Linked DNA regions of Mus musculus: region 1 is linked to region 2. The links are chromatin loops, found by intact Hi-C in ENCODE. Cell type or tissue: heart. All regions are shown on one strand. Links, peaks and the distances in the headings refer to the core of each region. The heading gives the core; the rest is flanking DNA.

What was found. Peaks named below come from ENCODE experiments on the same cell type or tissue, not always from the same donor. Only the 100,000 strongest peaks of a DNase experiment are listed, where the experiment ranks them.
Region 1: it touches region 2 in a loop (3-fold over the local background); 2 of 42 quality-filtered maps call a loop at or near these places.

What each region holds. Positions count from the first base shown.
Region 1 is chr11:106,029,972-106,039,348 of GRCm38, reverse strand. Kcnh6 (potassium voltage-gated channel, subfamily H (eag-related), member 6) reads right to left here. Exons shown (of 13, transcript NM_001037712.2): 13 at 3,755-5,566. The coding sequence ends at 5,285. Dcaf7 (DDB1 and CUL4 associated factor 7) reads right to left here and starts at 2,477. Exons shown (of 7, transcript NM_027946.3): 1 at 2,088-2,477. The coding sequence starts at 2,225. In heart, for the core only: a CTCF peak has its summit at 5,765; DNase peaks (open chromatin) are centred at 2,538, 5,459, 5,798 and 7,093; H3K4me3 peaks cover 2,997 bases; H3K27ac peaks cover 2,475 bases.
Region 2 is chr11:105,964,543-105,973,780 of GRCm38, reverse strand. Ace (angiotensin I converting enzyme (peptidyl-dipeptidase A) 1) reads right to left here and starts at 5,833. Exons shown (of 25, transcript NM_207624.6): 1 at 5,536-5,833; 2 at 4,707-4,874; 3 at 3,987-4,080; 4 at 3,085-3,228; 5 at 2,298-2,489; 6 at 1,667-1,764; 7 at 1,248-1,420; 8 at 697-920; 9 at 245-389; 10 at 1-2. The coding sequence starts at 5,799. It overlaps Gm11651 (predicted gene 11651), which reads left to right. Exons shown (of 3, transcript NR_104047.1): 2 at 1,241-1,356; 3 at 7,205-8,174. In heart, for the core only: a CTCF peak has its summit at 3,989 (motif pointing right); DNase peaks (open chromatin) are centred at 4,150, 4,670, 5,710, 5,900 and 1 weaker place; H3K4me3 peaks cover 1,532 bases; H3K27me3 peaks cover 7,883 bases.

The DNA.
Region 1 (9,377 bases), core at 854-8,853, 65 kb before region 2:
CACTGAAAAAAAAAAAAGTCTCCCAGACTGGCCTTCAAATCGGAACCTGCTGAGATTTCAGGCACGTCACCATTCTTGGCCTACTTTTCCTCATTTTTATTTTTTGAAAGATTGGTTTTTAAATTGTTGTTTATGCATAGAAGGTGTCTGACCACCTTGTGGACATCTTTTAAATTCTCATTCTCTCTTCTTTATGCATGTATGTGTACTTCATGCATGCCTGTTGGCTCCCCTGGAACTGGAATTGGGACACCATGCGGGTGGTAGGAATTACCCCTGGTTCTCTCTAGACCCCACCTGATAATCATAACCACGTTCTCCCCAGCCTGTGTGGCTGTGCATGAGCTGCCTCTGCGCCTCAGTTCAGATGAGGTAGGGAGTCAGATAATTTAGTTAGAAAACTTTTTTATTCTTGTGCTGGGGATGGAACCCAGGGTCTCATGCATGGCTGATTTTGGTTATATCAGCAGCTATGGGAAAGTGATTAATGACTCCAAGTGTTGGTTGATTTGAATAACACAGACGTGTTTATCCCACACTCAAACACGTCCACTGTGGTGTTCCACATGAACACTGTGTGTCCTAAAGTGGAATAAATTTTCTTTCTTCAAGGAGCTTATGATAACAAACAAAGGAGATATGGCACTTTTATTTTAGAAAAACAAAACCCACAAGGTAGTGGGACACAGTGGCATATGTTGGTGATCCCTGCATTTGGGAGGTGGAGGCAGGTGGGCCACATGAGACTGTCTCAAAAAATAATAACCTCATAAGACACTATGCACACCAGGACCCTGAAGCCCAGCTCCAGTTTTACTGCCACTGTGGGGGTAAAAAAAGCCACTAGAGAGGAGACAAGAAATAGGGCTCTTCACTAGGAAAGGGCGGCTCGGTACACACTCCCTGGGACTGTAAACTGCTGGTGTATGTGTGACGTCTAGACAATCAAAGGCCATCCTTTTCACCCTTTTCTCAAAGAAGATGCCAAAAAATGGTGACCCTTTCCCAGAGAAACACATGTGCTCCCGAAATACCATAAACAAACCTAAAATGCTCAAATGTTTTCACCTGACCCTTCACATATAAAACAGAAGCCCTCTCCTAGATCACTGTGGGTCAAAAATAATAAAATCTGGTTTGTTCAATGCCTTATAGCTAAATCCTAGACCACCTACTTCTTCCACTGCTCCCACCATCTTGTCATTTGTCTCCAGTCTGATGTTCATAAGAGTAAGGCAGAGTACTGGCTATAAATACCACTGGCCAAAGCTTTCAGTATCTCTGATTACTGTCATTCATTTTTTTTTTTTTAACTCAAATTACAACAAAAGAATGAAGGTAAGAGATTAGGGAAAGAAAATTCTTCTCAATACTTTCAAACCTATACCCTGCATATAAAAATTCTCTCCTTCTGCCAGTGTTTTGATGAAGTGATGATGTCCAGCAATGCTGCAAATGAATGTGTAAAGAACCACGAAAAGAACAGGTCAAACGTCATCTTTCTCTATTCAGAAATAATGGCGGGATAATGCCACAGACTAAGGTTTCCAAGGATAGGCTGTTTGGGGGAGGGTGAACATCAAGGAGCAAAACCAATGACCAATGACAACCTAGCATTAGGGCTCTGTATCCATGAGAAACACCTGAGATGGGGAAGATCTTGCAATAAATAGCCCTAACAGAAATCTCGCGTGGCCAGGAATGCACGACCACCAATCCAAGCGCCGCATCTTCCTCCACTGCCTCTCTCCCGCCCCCCACCTAGCAACAGAAGCACTGCGACAGGAGTGGGGGAAATGAGAGGGACGGAGGACATAGCTTTGGGGGTGTGACTCCGATCTGAAACCTGCTACTACCATCGAAAATCTTATCTGCCTCAGGCATGTCACAACACCGTGCCTCGGTTTCCCCCGGCTGTCAAAACTAAATAAGAGGCAACGAGTGTGACAACCTCAGCGACAGGACCACAGAGGACCCACCCCCTTGTTGTGGTCAAGGCGAGTTTGCAGGAGAGTTGTGGGGACCGGGGCTGCCGCCCACCTCGAGCGTTCCCCGCCGGCTACACGCTGAGCCCCGGCACAACTCACCTTGTTGTTGTACTCTTCCACGAAGCTGCCCAGCGCCAGGCGAAAGCGCTTGTCCGGCCGCACGCTCCAGTTCATGGCGTACACAGTCCAGGGCGCTTCATATTTGTAGATCTCCTTCCGTTTGCCGTGCAGGGACATGGTGGCGGCTGGGCCGCAGAGCCGGCCAGAGAGGCAGCGGGCTGGGGCACAAGACAGGCGGGGACCCGGGCTTGGGTCCGCGGGTCCGAGGGGAGGCGGGGCCGGGGCGGTCAAGAACGGCCTAGCCCTCCAGCGGGTCCTCGGCTACACACACTCACACTCGGCCGGGCCCGACCACCAGTTTCAAACCAGCTCGGGCAGCGCTACCACCTTCCGTTTGGGATGCCGGCCCGCCCTCTCGGAACGGAAGCCACGCGACCCCGCAGCGGCGACGAGCGTTGGCTGCCGGGTACGTCCTTTCCAAACTGTTCCTTCTTTTCATTGGTCGACACAGTTGTAGCGCCCGCGCCCTCCTTACTATTGGTGAAAATGTTTGTCATTCTGCTCATTAGCCCCGCCCAGCTCCTGGAGGCGGGCTCTTTTGAAGTCCCAAAGATCATTGGCTACCCAAGATGTCAGTCAAGGGGATAACGGCGCAGTGCGGGTGAATGGGGGCGTGGGTGGCATGGGGGCAAGTGTGCCCCTCTACTGATCCAAATTCTAGGCCAAGAGTAAAGCCTGCTATTTCTCCTCTGCTGCTGCTGTTCTGATCACCTCTCTCCACTGACAGTAACTGTCAAACCTACCTTCATGGAGGACCACCTGCGTTTATTACATCTCCCTATGTCCGGCGGTCCCTCAGTCTTTGCCAAACGGGAACTCTCTCCAGCTCCAATGCCCACCTTTTAACTGTTCTCTTTCAGGCATGATAGAAACGTCCAGGGACAGGCTAGATTGATTAAGGCTTTCCTGCGCTTTCCTACAGACACTAAAGAGACTCCTGAATTCTGGGATCGATTTGCAAATGACCTGGCTATTAGTCACTTACCTTCTTCCTCTGGGATGTTCAGAAGCCAAATGGTAATCCAACTTTAAATGCTTATATGCCATGAGTTTGAAATGCAGAAAAACCTGGATCTAGGTACACCAATATAAATGTAAATTCTTTCAACGATATTGAAAGGGGTTGTATTGAATTGTTAGGCAGTACTTTAAAACACGTTAATTTTACGTGTATTTGTATGTGCCCGAGTATAAGTAAGTGTACTACATGTGAACAGTTGCCCACGGAGGTCAGAAGAGGCATTCAATCCCCTGGAACTGGAGTTAGTTACAGATGGGAATCCAACCCAGGTCTGCTGCAAGAGCATCCAGTGCCCATAGGGCTATCCTACCTCTCCAGTCTGTAAAATACAATTTTTAATGGATACAAACACTTGGAAGCCTTGAGGGACAATAGTATACACTTATCAACCATCTTTTAGTAATGGCCACCTGTATGAACAAGTCTACTGGGCACTTTTATTTTTACATAGAGCCTAGGCATGGTGTTACACACCTCTAATCCAGCTCTTGGGAGGTAGAGTCAGGAGAACCAGAAAGTCACTCTTATCCTGGGCTACAGAGCCAATTAGAGGCAGCCTGGGCTAGTTGAGAATCTGTTTCAAAATAATAAAAGTTAAAAGAAAATTAACTGGATACCTAGGTGTGTATTTTATTGAAACGTTTTATTTCTGTGCATATCAGGAAATTTGGTCCATAGTTTTCTATTGGTTACATCATTTCTGATTTTTCAGTGGGTTAATAATGGTCTTGTAGTACAATCTTAGCGGAGGTCTATCTATCTATTTTACGGAACAGGTCTTTTTTGTTTTGTTTTGTTTTTTCGAGACAGGGTTTCTCTGTATAGCCCTGGCTGTCCTGGAACTCACTTTGTAGACCAGGCTGGCCTTGAACTCAGAAATCCGCCTGTCTCTGCCTCCTGAGTGCTGGGATTAAAGGCATGCGCCACCACGCCCAACAGAAAAGTTAACTTTAACGTTTTAGCTTGTATAAACACTTGCGAATGTGTGCTCATAAACTCACTAACAGACTCTGGGGCATCAAATAGAAATTGCAAAAGGAAGGAAAAATGGGCTGAGGAGGACAGATTAGAATTATCTGACAAGCAACGATGTTTTAACAGGTCTCTCAAGCGAGGCAGTGTGGGTTGAAACCGTGTTCTCCTTTTTCTAGTGTGTTGAGTTTAACTTTTTATTGAAATGTCATTTACATATGGGAGCACACATGTTTTTCTAACCGGAACACATCACCAGAGCAGAAAGCAAATACTGACGTGCCCAGAAGGCCTGCTCACACTCTGGTAAGTGCCATAGTCTCTCTGCTACTGACCCAAGACCTTTCATATGAGGATAGTAAAACCAACTTCCTAAGGCTATTCTACGGGTTAGAAGGACAACCATGTGCAGGAGAGGATGGTGGAGGGCTGGACAAACACCGTCTCTGGCCATGATTCTCTGTGGACACTTAGGAGGCTGAGTCTGTTTCCCTTCAGCTGGAGACAGCTTCAGGCTGTGGAGCCCCTGCTCCTAGCTGAGACACCTTCAGGTCTCCAACAGGTTGGGTGCGGGAAGGGTTTGGAGAAGGTCCCAGCATAGGCACGGACCTGAGGATGTTCGGGTGGGTTACACACCTAGCCCAACATGAAATGTTCAAGGCTTTATTAGTTATGTGGTACTGCATGTCCCAGATATCGTTATGGGACTCTCGGGGGCTGAGGGGCTGAGGGCTGCAGCTCTTTCTTTTATGTCCACCACAGAGGAAACCTCTAATTCCAGCCATATTAGAGGCTTTTGGTAAAGATCTGGTCAACCCTGGCCTTGGGTCTGAGCTTTGGAGGCAGAGGGTGGTTCTGATCATGTGCGGCCCCAAGCAAGACTCTCCCGAAGACCCGAAGCATCTCTCTTCTCCACTGACTCTTACATCCTGTGAGCTACCCCTGAGCAGCCCTCTGCCTGGCTTGCTGACTATAGGGACTCCCAGGGAGGCTGGGCCAAGTCCCAGGCCTCTCTGCTCAGGCCATCCTGGTCACCTGGTTCAGCAGTCTGCAGTTTTTCAGAGAAAATGGTTTTCAGAGTTTTATGGGAGAGCTGTCTGGCCCTCCATGGAAGGGGGCTTAACTCTCACCTCGCTGTATTTAAATTCCCTCATGGTAGCTTTTATCCCGGGGTCTAAAGGGCCTAACTCCTTGTGAATCCAGGATCTGAACCGTGTCTCTGGAATTCCAGCTGCTTGGGAACGGAGCTGAGGTGTTCAGGGAGGGAGGAAAAGTGGGGACCACCCAGTCCCTGTACTTCCAGGGGACACAGAGGTGAGGCCAGAGGTGACAGGAGCCCCTTGGGCTGCTCTTGTTCTGAGGACGGCACCAGAGATTTGTCCATTGCCGCGGCCACGTGAGGTATCCTGGGGGAGAAATTCCTGGGCATCCGGATATGTTTGTCCAAATCACCATAGCTTAGGGTCTGGGAGAAAGGCAAAAGGAAAGAGGGTATATTGTGTATGGAGTCCCACCCCTATCTCCAGGTCGGGCTGGATATTTTCTCATTGTGGTGTGTGTGTGTGTGTGTGTGTGTGTGTTGTGCGTGTGTGTGCACCAGTGCATGCATGCATAAGTCAAGTACATGTGGAAGCCAGTGATCAGTCTCAGATGTTGTTGATTAGGAGATGTCTGTCTTGCTTTTGTGTGTGGGAAGCCGCCCCCACATTCGCCGTCACAAGATGGCGCTGACATCCTGTGTTCTAAGTTGGTAAACAAATAATCTGCGCATGAGCCAAGGGTATTTACGACCACTTGTACTCTGTTTTTCCCGTGAACGTCAGCTCGGCCATGGGCTGCAGCCAATCAGGGAGTGATGCGCCCTAGGCAATGGTTGTTCTCTTTAAAGAGGGAAGGGGTTTTCGTTTTCTCTCTCTTGCTTCTTGCTCTCTCTTGCTTCCCTCTCTTGCTTCTTACACTCTGGCCCGATAAAGATATAAGCAATAAAGCTTTGCCGTAGAAGATTCTGGTTGTTGTGTTCTTCCTGGCCGGTCGTGAGAACGCGTCGAATAACAATTGGTGCCGAATTCCGGGACGAGAAAAAACTCCGGACTGGCGCAGGAGGGATACTTCATTTCAGAAGCAGAACTACGGATCACGTTTATAAAGGTTCCCGTAACACAGACTGTTGAGAAGGATTCAACTGCCGAATTCAGAACTCATCAGCTGGGGAACGACGGTGATAAAGGTTCCCGTAAAGCAGACTGTTAAGAAGGATTCAACTGTATGAATTCAGAACTTTTCAGCTGGGGAACGAGGTAAGTCTGATCTTGAACTTTCTAAGGAAATTCAAGACAGTCTATCAGAAGTAAAGTGGAAAATGGCTTTACAAGTTAGGTTTGGCCTTGAATTTTTTCTGGTGTTAGGAGCCCTTTTGTTCCTTTTCACATGTTATATAGTGCTTAAGATAGGGCTGAAAATTCTAGAGGAAATTCAGGACAGTCTATCAGAAGTAAAGCGGGGAGAGAGAGTAGGAGCAAGGAGAAACGGTAAGTATACAGGCCTTTCCAAGGGTCTTGAACCCGAGGAAAAGTTAAGGTCAGGTAGGAATACCTGGGGAGAGATTAGAAGGAAGAAAAAGAAAAAAGAAAAGAAAAAAGATCAATTAGCGGAGGTCTCTAGGAGATACTCGTCACTAGATGAGCTCAGGAAGCCAGCTCTTAGTAACTCTGAAGCAAGTGAAGAATCCTCCTCTGAGGAAACAGACTGGGAGAAAAAAGCGGCTCATTATGAAAGAAAAGGATACCAGCCGCCAAGTAAAGTGCTAACTAGTCATTTAAGGAAAAAGCCAAAAGCGGCTGGCGAAGGCCAGTTTGCTAATTGGCCTCAGGGCAATCGGCTACCAGGTGCACTCCCGCCCTATGCGGAGTCCCCGCCCTGCGTAGTGCGTCAGCCCGTAGTGCGTCAGCAATGCGCAGAGGGGCAGTGCGCAGAGAGGCAGTGCGCAGACTCATTCATTCCCCGAGAGGAACAAAAGAAAATAGAACAGGCATTTCCAGTCTTTGAAGGAGCCGAGGGTGGGCGTGTCCACGCTCCGGTAGAATACGTACAGATTAAGGAAATTGCCGAGTCGGTTCGTAAATACGGAACCAATGCTAATTTCACCTTGGTGCAGTTAGACAGGCTCGCTGGTATGGCACTAACGCCTGCTGATTGGCAGACGGTTGTAAAAGCCGCTCTTCCTAGTATGGGCAAATATATGGAATGGAAAGCGCTTTGGCACGAAGCGGCACAGGCGCAGGCCCGAGCAAACGCTGCTGCTTTAACTCCAGAGCAGAGAGATTGGACTTTTGACTTGTTAACGGGTCAGAGAGCTTATTCTGCTGAACCTGATAAGAGGTATCAATGGAAGATCTTACCACAGGGAATGTCCAATAGTCCTACAATGTGCCAGCTTTATATACAAGAAGCTCTTTTGCCAGTGAGGGAACAATTCCCCTCTTTAATTTTGCTCCTTTACATGGATGACATCCTCCTGTGCCATAAAGACCTTACCATGCTACAAAAGGCATATCCTTTTCTACTTAAAACTTTAAGTCAGTGGGGTTTACAGATAGCCACAGAAAAGGTCCAAATTTCTGATACAGGACAATTCTTGGGCTCTGTGGTGTCCCCAGATAAGATTGTGCCCCAAAAGGTAGAGATAAGAAGAGATCACCTCCATACCTTAAATGATTTTCAAAAGCTGTTGGGAGATATTAATTGGCTCAGACCCTTTTTAAAGATTCCTTCCGCTGAGTTAAGGCCTTTGTTTAGTATTTTAGAAGGAGATCCTCATATCTCCTCCCCTAGGACTCTTACTCTAGCTGCTAACCAGGCCTTACAAAAAGTGGAAAAGGCCTTACAGAATGCACAATTACAACGTATTGAGGATTCGCAGCCTTTCAGTTTGTGTGTCTTTAAGACAGCACAATTGCCAACTGCAGTTTTGTGGCAAAATGGGCCATTGTTGTGGATCCATCCAAACGTATCCCCAGCTAAAATAATAGATTGGTATCCTGATGCAATTGCACAGCTTGCCCTTAAAGGCCTAAAAGCAGCAATCACCCACTTTGGGCAAAGTCCATATCTTTTAATTGTACCTTATACCGCTGCACAGGTTCAAACCTTGGCAGCCGCATCTAATGATTGGGCAGTTTTAGTTACCTCCTTTTCAGGAAAAATAGATAACCATTATCCAAAACATCCAATCTTACAGTTTGCCCAAAATCAATCTGTTGTGTTTCCACAAATAACAGTAAGAAACCCACTTAAAAATGGGATTGTGGTATATACTGATGGATCAAAAACTGGCATAGGTGCCTATGTGGCTAATGGTAAAGTGGTATCCAAACAGTATAATGAAAATTCACCTCAAGTGGTAGAATGTTTAGTGGTCTTAGAAGTTTTAAAAACCTTTTTAAAACCCCTTAATATTGTGTCAGATTCCTATTATGTGGTTAATGCAGTAAATCTTTTAGAAGTGGCTGGAGTGATTAAGCCTTCCAGTAGAGTTGCCAATATTTTTCAGCAGATACAATTAGTTTTGTTATCTAGAAGATCTCCTGTTTATATTACTCATGTTAGAGCCCACTCAGGCCTACCTGGCCCCATGGCTCTGGGAAATGATTTGGCAGATAAGGCCACTAAAGTGGTGGCTGCTGCCCTATCATCCCCGGTAGAGGCTGCAAGAAATTTTCATAATAATTTTCATGTGACGGCTGAAACATTACGCAGTCGTTTCTCCTTGACAAGAAAAGAAGCCCGTGACATTGTTACTCAATGTCAAAGCTGCTGTGAGTTCTTGCCAGTTCCTCATGTGGGAATTAACCCACGCGGTATTCGACCTCTACAGGTCTGGCAAATGGATGTTACACATGTTTCTTCCTTTGGAAAACTTCAATATCTCCATGTGTCCATTGACACATGTTCTGGCATCATGTTTGCCTCTCCGTTAACTGGAGAAAAAGCCTCACATGTGATTCAACATTGTCTTGAGGCATGGAGTGCTTGGGGGAAACCCAGACTCCTTAAGACTGATAATGGACCAGCTTATACGTCGCAAAAATTTCAGCAGTTCTGCCGTCAGATGGACGTAACCCACCTGACTGGACTTCCATACAACCCTCAAGGACAGGGTATTGTTGAGCGTGCGCATCGCACCCTCAAAGCCTATCTTATAAAACAGAAGAGGGGAACTTTTGAGGAGACTGTACCCCGAGCACCAAGAGTGTCGGTGTCTTTGGCACTCTTTACAC
Region 2 (9,238 bases), core at 1-8,000:
TTCTAGAAGAGGATGTTTAAATCCTAAGGCCCTAGGCTGTACACGTTGCCTGAGACTGGCAGAAAAGATACCGGCTCCACCCCTATCCCACCCCTTCCTCAGCATCCCTTCCACAGCCTGGAAAATGGGGGTGAGGGGACTTCCTGAAGGCGAGGCTTCAGTGGGAAGGGAAAAGGGCAGACGTTAGAAAGGAAGGGACAAGACTGGTAGAGGCAGGAGGTGCCCTGGGTGAGCCTCTTCTCACCGAAGATACCACCAGTCGAAGTTGTAGCGAGAGGGTGGGGTCCGTCCACTGAAGACCCCCCAACGCCACTGGTCCACCAGGTAGCCAAAGGGCAAGAAGGCGATTTTCTCTAGGGCCATCTTTAGCAGGTAATTGATGTCACTCTCTGTTCAGAAACAAGAAGAAAGAAAAGGGGGAAGGAGAGAGTGCAGCTAGGGCAGAGTGGACCTGGCGGAGGGAGGGTCATTTGGCAGGAGGCGAGGCTGGACAGATAGAGGAGGTGAGCCTCAAGTTCTAAGCCCCGCTTAGACAAGGACTCTGGGTGAGTGCTAAGGTCAGGGTGTGTGCATCTGGTGTCTCAAGTTAAAAATAAGGACGAGATGGAGTGAGGAGCAGTGGGGATCTACTGTGGTAGGAGATTTGAATGAGCCAGGCTGGATATGCCTCCCCCCCCCCCCCCCCCCCCGCCATACCTATGTCATTGGTAACATGGTCCAGTAGGCCGATTTTGTGCAGATGTGCAGGGGTAGAGACGGAGAGTGCAAGCACATCCCCAATGGCCTCATGGAAGCCAGGGTTGGCACCTCTACGCAGAGAGACGTGCAGGTCCTTGTACTGGAGGTAGTACTGCACGTGGCCCATCTCGTGGTGTACTGTGGCCAGCTGTTCCATCGTGACCCGTGTGCATTGCTTAATCCTGGAGTGGGGATGATGGGGATGAAGGTGATGTTGAGGGCAGGACCAGAGTGCTGGGAAGGCTGGTCCTGGAGGAACACAGGGCCAAGGAGGACTCTGCCCTGGGGTGAGGAGAGTTCAGGAGCTAGCAACCCTATTGACCCTACCCTGATCCACCATCACTCAAGCCACGCCAAGGCAACACAGCTGGTCGTCCCTCCAAGCGGCAGGGATACTGAGCTAATGTGGCTTATTGTCTTGGCATAGACCAATCCCCCAGTACAGAGGCAGGTCTGTGTCACAGCCGCCTCCCTTAGACCCCTTGTGCACTCCTCTCCCCAGGTCTGACCGGAAGTCCTTCCGGTTGTAGAAGTCCCAGGCAGAGGCGTGGCACACCACCTCCCGTCCATCCGTTGGTTTCTCCAGCATTGACTCCGCCCAGAACTCAGGAGGCATGGGTGAGAGCCCCAGCGAGGTGAAGAATTCCTCTGATACCCGGAACATGTGTGTGGCGTTCCAGCCCTGGCCAGCAGGCAGGGAAACAGGTCAGGAGGCAGCCGTATGGAGCCATGCCTTGAGCTCAGGGCTTGTGACTTCCACCCAGGACAGGAAAGGTATCTGAGGCTCAGTGGCCTCACTTCCCAAAGGCAGGGCACTACTGACCACAGCAGATCACTCTGCCACCTTAGGTCACTGTTGACTATTGCAGAAAAGGGGAGGGGCCCCATGCCTATCACATGACCCCCAACTCCTGTCTCATTGACCTACCTTCTGTACCATTGTACTGGTGACATCGAGGTTGGGTTTGTCTGGGAAAGGCACTACCATGTCGTAGATGTTCTCCCAGCTCTGGGCCCACATGTCTCCTACAGGGAAGAAGCAAGTGGGACAGTTTGGTCTCCTGCTCAACCATTCCCATTATGTATGCTATCCTGTGTGGGTGTCGGCACCTATATACCCTTGGGCCAAAGGACATGTCCCCTGACTCTGTGGGCTCCACAGGACTGGTTACTGGTGTCTTTTCCGATTATGCCAGGATCCTTCACTAAGGGGCCACAGGCTTCCAGGCTTCCAGGCTCCCAGACTCATGTCCTCAGGTATGGTCCACAATAAGGCTGCTGCTAACCCTGACCCTGAAGCCAAAGCCATCGACTTGACCCCTAGCTCTGCTCTATTCCAGTTTTCCATTGGCTCTAAATTCTTGGCTCTAAATAAACCTCAGTCTCTAAAGCAGGATTCCAGCTTGGTGGGGACATTGAGCCATGGGGGGCTTCCGTGTAAGGAAGCAAAGGTTATGACATTCCACATGCCTGAGGCACTGTGAGGGTGACCCATCGTCCCTCTTCTAGGCATCCTCCTGCACCCGAGCTCCTCTGGGCAGCAAGGTTCAGGTTCTTACCCAGCAAATGGGCAGGAATAGGCCCCCTGAGATTGACGTATTTGTCCCCATAGCGGCGGTGCAGTGCGCGGCGGACGTAGGCATGGAGGTTCAGGTAGAGGGGCTCTAGTTGGTGGTAGATATGTTCCAGACTCTCCTCAAAGGAGGGGGACTCATACCAGGAGCGCCAGAAGGCTCCTGTGTCTGAGAAGTCTAACAGGGTGGGAGAGTGCAGGTCAGGCCCAGAGCTTTGGCTGTCCACATCCTAGCTTCAACTCTACCATTGTCCTGATTCCAAGCACTGGAGTGAGACTTGCTCAGGCTGGCCTTGAACTCAAGATCTTCCTGCCTCAGTCTCTCCAGCTCTGGGATTACAGTTGTGTGCCATAACTAGTCCCCCCTCCCTCATTTCAAAGCCAGGGTCTCACTATGTAGTCCAGGCTGGCTTCAAACTCCTCATCCTTCTAACTCAGCCTTTCAAATACTGGGATTACAGATATGGGTCACCATATCAAGGTCCACTCTAGGCTCCAGCAAAACAGGTCCAAGAACACAAAGAGGTAGAGAGTCTTAGGGCCAGGAGCAGTGCCACAGGTAGTACCAGGAGCATCAGTAAAAGGGACAGGACAGCAGGGTCTGTTGGCTGCAGGTTTCATACCATTCCCACTAGCTATGAGATCTTGAGACCATCAGTCTGGCTGTTTTATCTAGCTCAGGGGTTTAGGGCTCACTGGGGACAGCAGACAAGGATGCCTTATAAGATAGGAAAGGTGGCTGTCTGTCCATGGAGAGAAAGATGCAGGCTCACCGTCTTGTCTGTAGGCTTCGTTACTGATGGCAGTAAAGTCTTGATAGAGGGGTTTCAGTGGGATACCCACAGCATCATGCCAGCCCTCCCAGGCAAACAACAACTTGGCATAGCTTCGTGAGGAAGCCAGGATGTTGGTGAGCTCTGAGAGAGGTGAGCAGGATCAGTTATGAAACCAGAGGTATACACTGGTCTTCATTCCCACCAGCTTCCTCACGCATCACAGTATCCCCAGACCAAGGGCAGCCTATGGGTTTGGGGAGATGAGGCTATCCAAAGAAAGCACCAGGCAGGACCCTGCTCCCAGGAAAACGTCTAAGGCAGTTGACACAGAAAGGACATTTAGAGGTTAGAATAGACAAACCCTCCATGGCCCATTGCATAAAACAGCGAAGCACCAAGGGACCCAGGGCTTGTGGGAAGCTTTTGGGGAAGGTGAAAGGACCCCTAAAAGGAGAGCTAGGTGGCCAGACGGTGGTGGAGGGGTGGGCTAGCCCAGTGGTTCTCAACCTTCCTAATGCCTCCACCATTTATACAGTTCCTCATGTGGGGACCCTCAACCATAAAATTATTTCTGTTGTTACTTTACGTCTGTAATTGTGCTACTGTTGTGAATCATAGTGTAAATATCTGTGTTGGGTAAATATGGTCTTAGGTGACCCCTGTGGAAGGGTTGTTTTGACCCCCAAAAGGGTCACAACCCACAGGATAAGAACCGCTGTGCTAGAGGCTCCCTGAAGTGAGTTTGCCAGAAGCAGCAAGGGTGTGAGGCAGAAGTGTGGGTACATCTGCACATTCCAGCCCCAATGGGGTACCAGTGCCTTTGGTTTACTGACAGACATCATCCTAGAGGTGACCCAAAAGGACCAGGAAACCCCAGCAGAGATTGGACAGGACCATACCTGGGTCCAGGGACCAGCAGGTGGCAGTCTTGTTGGGGAAGCAGACCTTGCCAGTGGAGTAGATTCTGCTCATGTTGCTTAGCAGAGAGTTGTACTGCCAAGTTGGAGTTGAGGAAATATTAGTGACCAAATATTAGCCCCTGGAGTTAATCTTCCCACCCCTTTGGCTGGAAGGAAAAAGCGGCCTGGAGGAAGGATGTGACTCAGACAAGGCCACCCAGTTCTTCCAACCCCTACTATACTGGTGCCCCTTTCAGTGCAAGCAGCCTTTGCAGGTGGTACCCACTGACCAGAGAGCCGAGGCAAGCATCAGCTGGTCTCCAGCTCACAGCGGGCATGAATCCCTGCTATCCCCTGGCCTTTGTGCTGTGTGTGTGTGTGTGTGTGTGTGTGTGTGAGAGAGAGAGAGAGAGAGAGAGAGAGAGAGAGAGAGCACATCTCTCTTTGTATGTGCAATACAATTCTGAGTATGAACTCCAGGGCCTCACACTAGTTCAGCTACCCGCCAGCTCCCGCGTTTGGCTTTCTACTCCACAATACAAAGTGACTTGTCACACCATGCATCTGGAGGGAAAAGCCCATGAACAGCACTCTGTCTCCCCAGATTCCTGATAGCCAAGGTCCAAACAGACTATCAGTCCCTTCCGGTCTGCCGGGCTGCTTTCCCAACCACAATAGGCACCCGGGGAGCTCAAGTTCTGCCTCCACCCTCAGACCCACCTGCTGCCGCTGGGCCAGGGGCAGATTGGCAGGTCCTAGGGTCCGAATAGATCCGATGATCCTTCGCAGCTTTGAGTCAGTAAAGTTCTGCCAAATGGACTCATACAACTCCTTGGCCTTCTTGCCCCAGACCTCTGCAAACTCCTGGCTGACCAGGGCCGCTTCCTCCTGTGCTCACCAGGAGGGTAGAAAGAGTAGCCCAGCTTAGAAAGAGGCTCAGGTAGGAGAGACTACAGAACTGAGAGAGCAGTGGTAGGCTAAGGGCTTCCGGACCCCTTGTTCCTGCAGAGATCCTGTCCTGGGGATGAGCTTGCAGGGGCAGCACCCCTCCTCCTGAGCCCTCTGGTTGGAAAGTGTGGGAATCTAGTTCAAAGGGAACAATGAAGGAGAAAATTGGGGCCAAAGTAGGGGACAGTGAGTGGAGGGCCAGGGAAAGAAACTCAACAGGAGATCAGGCAAATGCCAGAGGGCAAGGGCTCTGCAGCCAAGCTGGGTACCCTGTACGCAGACAGCCATCGCCCCAACCCTTGATGCCGCTTCGGGAGGATTTTGGCCTCTGAGGAGCCAGCTTCATCCACTCCATTCCTGTGTTGGCTTGGATCACGTGCCCAGCCCGTACTGGAGCATCATTGCCTGTCTAATGCGCAGAGCGGGTGGGAGGGTCCGGCCTAATGGCAGGGGTCCCATTAGGGACCTCAGTGCTCAGGGTTGAGGCTGGGGGGCGGGGGGGTTCTGGCGTCTGCTGTCCGCCCTAGGCGACGGACCGCAGGCCTGTGATTGGCCGCTGCGTCCTGCTGCGCCCCGCCCCCGCCCGGGCCCGGGCACCCACCTGGCGTCGCGCGTTCTCCTCCGTGATGTTGGTGTCGTGCGCCCAACTGGCCACGGTGCTCTGGAACATCACCACCTCGGCACTCGAGTTATAGCTTTCAGCGAAAAGCTGCGCCCCTGCCTCGTCCGGGGAAAAGTTGCCCGGCTGCAATCCAGGGTCGAGTGCCGGGGCGGGCGACGGCTGCAGCAACAGCACCAGCAGCGACAGCATCAAGAGCGGAGGCGACAACGGCCACCGCCCCCGCTGGCCGGACGCGGCCCCCATGGCGCGGTGCGCGCGGTGCGGCGCTGCCCCTTCTCTCGTGCCGCGACCGCCCTGCGGATTATAAAACCCAGCCACCACCGCCTCCCGACACACCCCCACCTCCCCGCCCCTCCGCGCTTCCTCCTCGCTCCAAAGTCCCCGGCAGCGCGAACCCGGCTGATTCCCCGCCCGCCCTGGGCAAGGAGAGCCCTGTGGGGCCAGGGAGCAGCCTGGATGGAGAAATGGGGCTAGATCGGGCTCTCTCAGAGGAAGCTAGAAAAGGGTCCCTGCCCGCTGCAAACACTGCTGCGGCCCAACCGTGCCCTCTGGCCGCCACCACGTAGTCTCAGGCCACAGAGCCCAGCAGGCTTGGCATAACCCTCCAAGCCTTTCCGGGCTCTTGAGTGACAAGGGGGCGGGGGTGGCAGGCTGGTGCCACCGGGATGGACTTAAGGTTGCCAGGTCATGGAGGAAAGGGGTCGCCTGCGTGGGCGCGGGAAGTTTAGCTGTCCTGACAGGCGCCTTGGCTAGGTGCTGCAGATGTCAGCAACCAGTTCACCTTGGGCTTCGGTTGTTGGGATGCCTCGAAATAGAGTCTATTCTGCTCTATGAGGGGGAGCCATAGACTAGGCCATCAGCACTGGCATGCCTGCCCCTACTCTTTGGATACACAGCTGTTCAACTCACAAGAACCATCATGTGTGGTCCCAACAGAGCCCTAGAACCTCGCAGTTGCACGCTCTGAAAGCTAAAAAAAAATGTGCCTTAGAGATTACAACAACCCCCTGCTTTTTAAAAATGGAGAAATTACCCCTGAGACAGATTGGCTTCAAGTCACCTCAGGTCTCCACACTCCCAGTCATTTCCCTGTCTCCTCCACCCGTCCCTCAAAGTGACAGGCCTGGGGGAAGGAGAATCAGGTCCTCTAAATGCATCAGCAGCCTGTGAAGTTAACCTCTGAGCACCAGGGCTGTGCCCCCAAAGAGGTGGGCGGACCCTTGTCCTTGCCAGATGGGGTGATGGAGTTCACATGGGAGATTGTGTGACCTGCAAGGACTCAGAGTGAGACTGTGCTGGCCTGTCAGGTGACTTGCTCCCAAAGAGGTCCCAGGGGACGGGTAGAGATGGAGAAAGGAGGAAGGAGCAAGGGGCCACCTGCTGAGAACTTAGGTGGTCCATATTGCTTGGGCTCCCAGGATTTGAGGGCTGTGGGTTTGTGTGAGCTGTTGTGTTTCTGGAGGAAGCAGGCTGTACTGGTGGAGGGTTAGGAGGGGATTCTGAGAGTGGTACCTATGGAGTTCAGAAAGAGGATCCCAAAGAGGAGGGTGGGTGGGCAGGGGTAAGTACAGGCCTTAGCTTGTATTGAGCGCATCTGATTTGTGTTGTTTGTTTTTCTTTTTCTTTTTTCCCCCTCTGTCAGAAACAGAACTGAAAGCAAGGAGAGAGAAAGACAGGGTGGAGCTGGAGGCCCAACTGTCTCTGAAGAGCTCCTGAGTACCAGGCCAGACAGTGGAAGAGCAGGCTGTGCTTTCTGCTGGCTCATTCTCAGGCCCAGCTGTGTGGCAGTGTGACATCCTCTTTACTCTCCGATTAGGGACTAAGTTCAGGAATGAACAGCTCTGCCTTACAGACGTGATGAAATCAAAGGCTCACTACTGTGATAAAATAATCTAACCTTGCTTACTGATAGCCTGGGTACTTGGAGTCGTCACCCTCCTCCTCCCTCAAGGTGACAATGTATTGTAAGAGCTTGTTGAAGCACAGGGCTTTCCACTATGCCATACTTTTGGGGGAGTGGATACAGACTCTATCAATCTGCTTTATTCTCTGTGGGTTTCCCAGAGCTTAGCATGCACCTGTCACAAAGAAGGGAGCACAAGGGTGACATGAATGACTGGCGTTCGAGCACATGCCCCTGGCAGGGAGCTCCCGGTCTCTGCAAGAGCGATCTATGAAGAACCAAACCCCACCAATTTGGAATTTACAGTAATACATTGAATATCGTGATAAATCAAAGTTAAAAATAACTTTCTCTATTTTTAGGGTCTTGTACATGAAGGAGAGGGAACATAAGGAAAATATACCTTACACTTGTATTGCACGTTGGATGTTTCTGTACCCTTATGTGTGAGTGGTATAATTTGACGTTTAGATATCCCCGGGAGGTAGGGAAGTGGTAAGGTTCTCTTTCCCCTGTCAGCTCCCAGGTGCCACAGACTGTGGAGGAGGCCCCCAACCCTGCAGGAAGATCTAATTAGGATGAGGCCAGTGAGGAGTTGTGCAGATCCTGCCCACCTGTGCTCATGCCGCCAATCTCTCACCCTTTAAATCCTTTCCAGTTACTGGTAACTACAGAGCCGAGGGAAAATCCTTAAAAATAAACTCATCACTAAGCATTGGTGGTATTATTCATGGAATCCTTACCCTTGGGAAACCAAGGCAGGAGGACCAAAAGTTGGGAGTCAGCCTGGGCTACATGAGTTCCAAGTCCATCTCGGACTATGTAGGAAGACTTTTCCTCAAACAAACAACAACAAAGCCAAACACACACACACACACACACACACACACACACACACACACATACACATACACACACACACACACACACACACACACACACATACACACACACACACACACACATACACACACATACACACACACACACACATACACACACACACACACACATACACACACACACACACATACACACACACACACACACATACACACACATACACACACATACACACACATACACACACACACACATACACACACATACACACACACACACATACACACACACACATACACACATACACACACATACACACACACACACACATACACACACACACACACACACACACATACACACACACACACACATACACACACACACACACACACACACACACACACACACACACAATACAAACGTGACCAACAGGAAAGAATCTGGAGAGATGGTCCCGTGATTGAGAACATTTGCTGCTCTGGCCGAGGACCTGAGTTACCAGCACCCACACTGGGCAGCTCCCAGGGCCTGTAACTCCATCTTCTGGGGGTCTGATGCCCTCTTCTGGCCGCTGTAGGCAGTGCATGCATGTGGGATGCAGACACAAACACTAATACTCATCAAAAAAAAAAAAAAAAAAGAGAGAAAAGAACTGGGAGCTCAGAAATCCTTATATTTATTTCTATTGCTCTTTGTTGTCAGTGTGCCATGTAACCCAACAAGCTACTTTAATAAAATGTCATTCGAAGGAGGTGCAGGGTGATATTGCCAACTACCCCTGGTTATCAGTCGCTCCTTGTAAACAAGCATTACAGATTATTATTTTACAACATTGTATTTATCTCATGGTTAGCCTTTGGTTTCGAAATAAGGCACAGCTTCAACTAACAGCAATTTTGCCTGACTGCTGGGATAATAGGTGTGGACTACTGT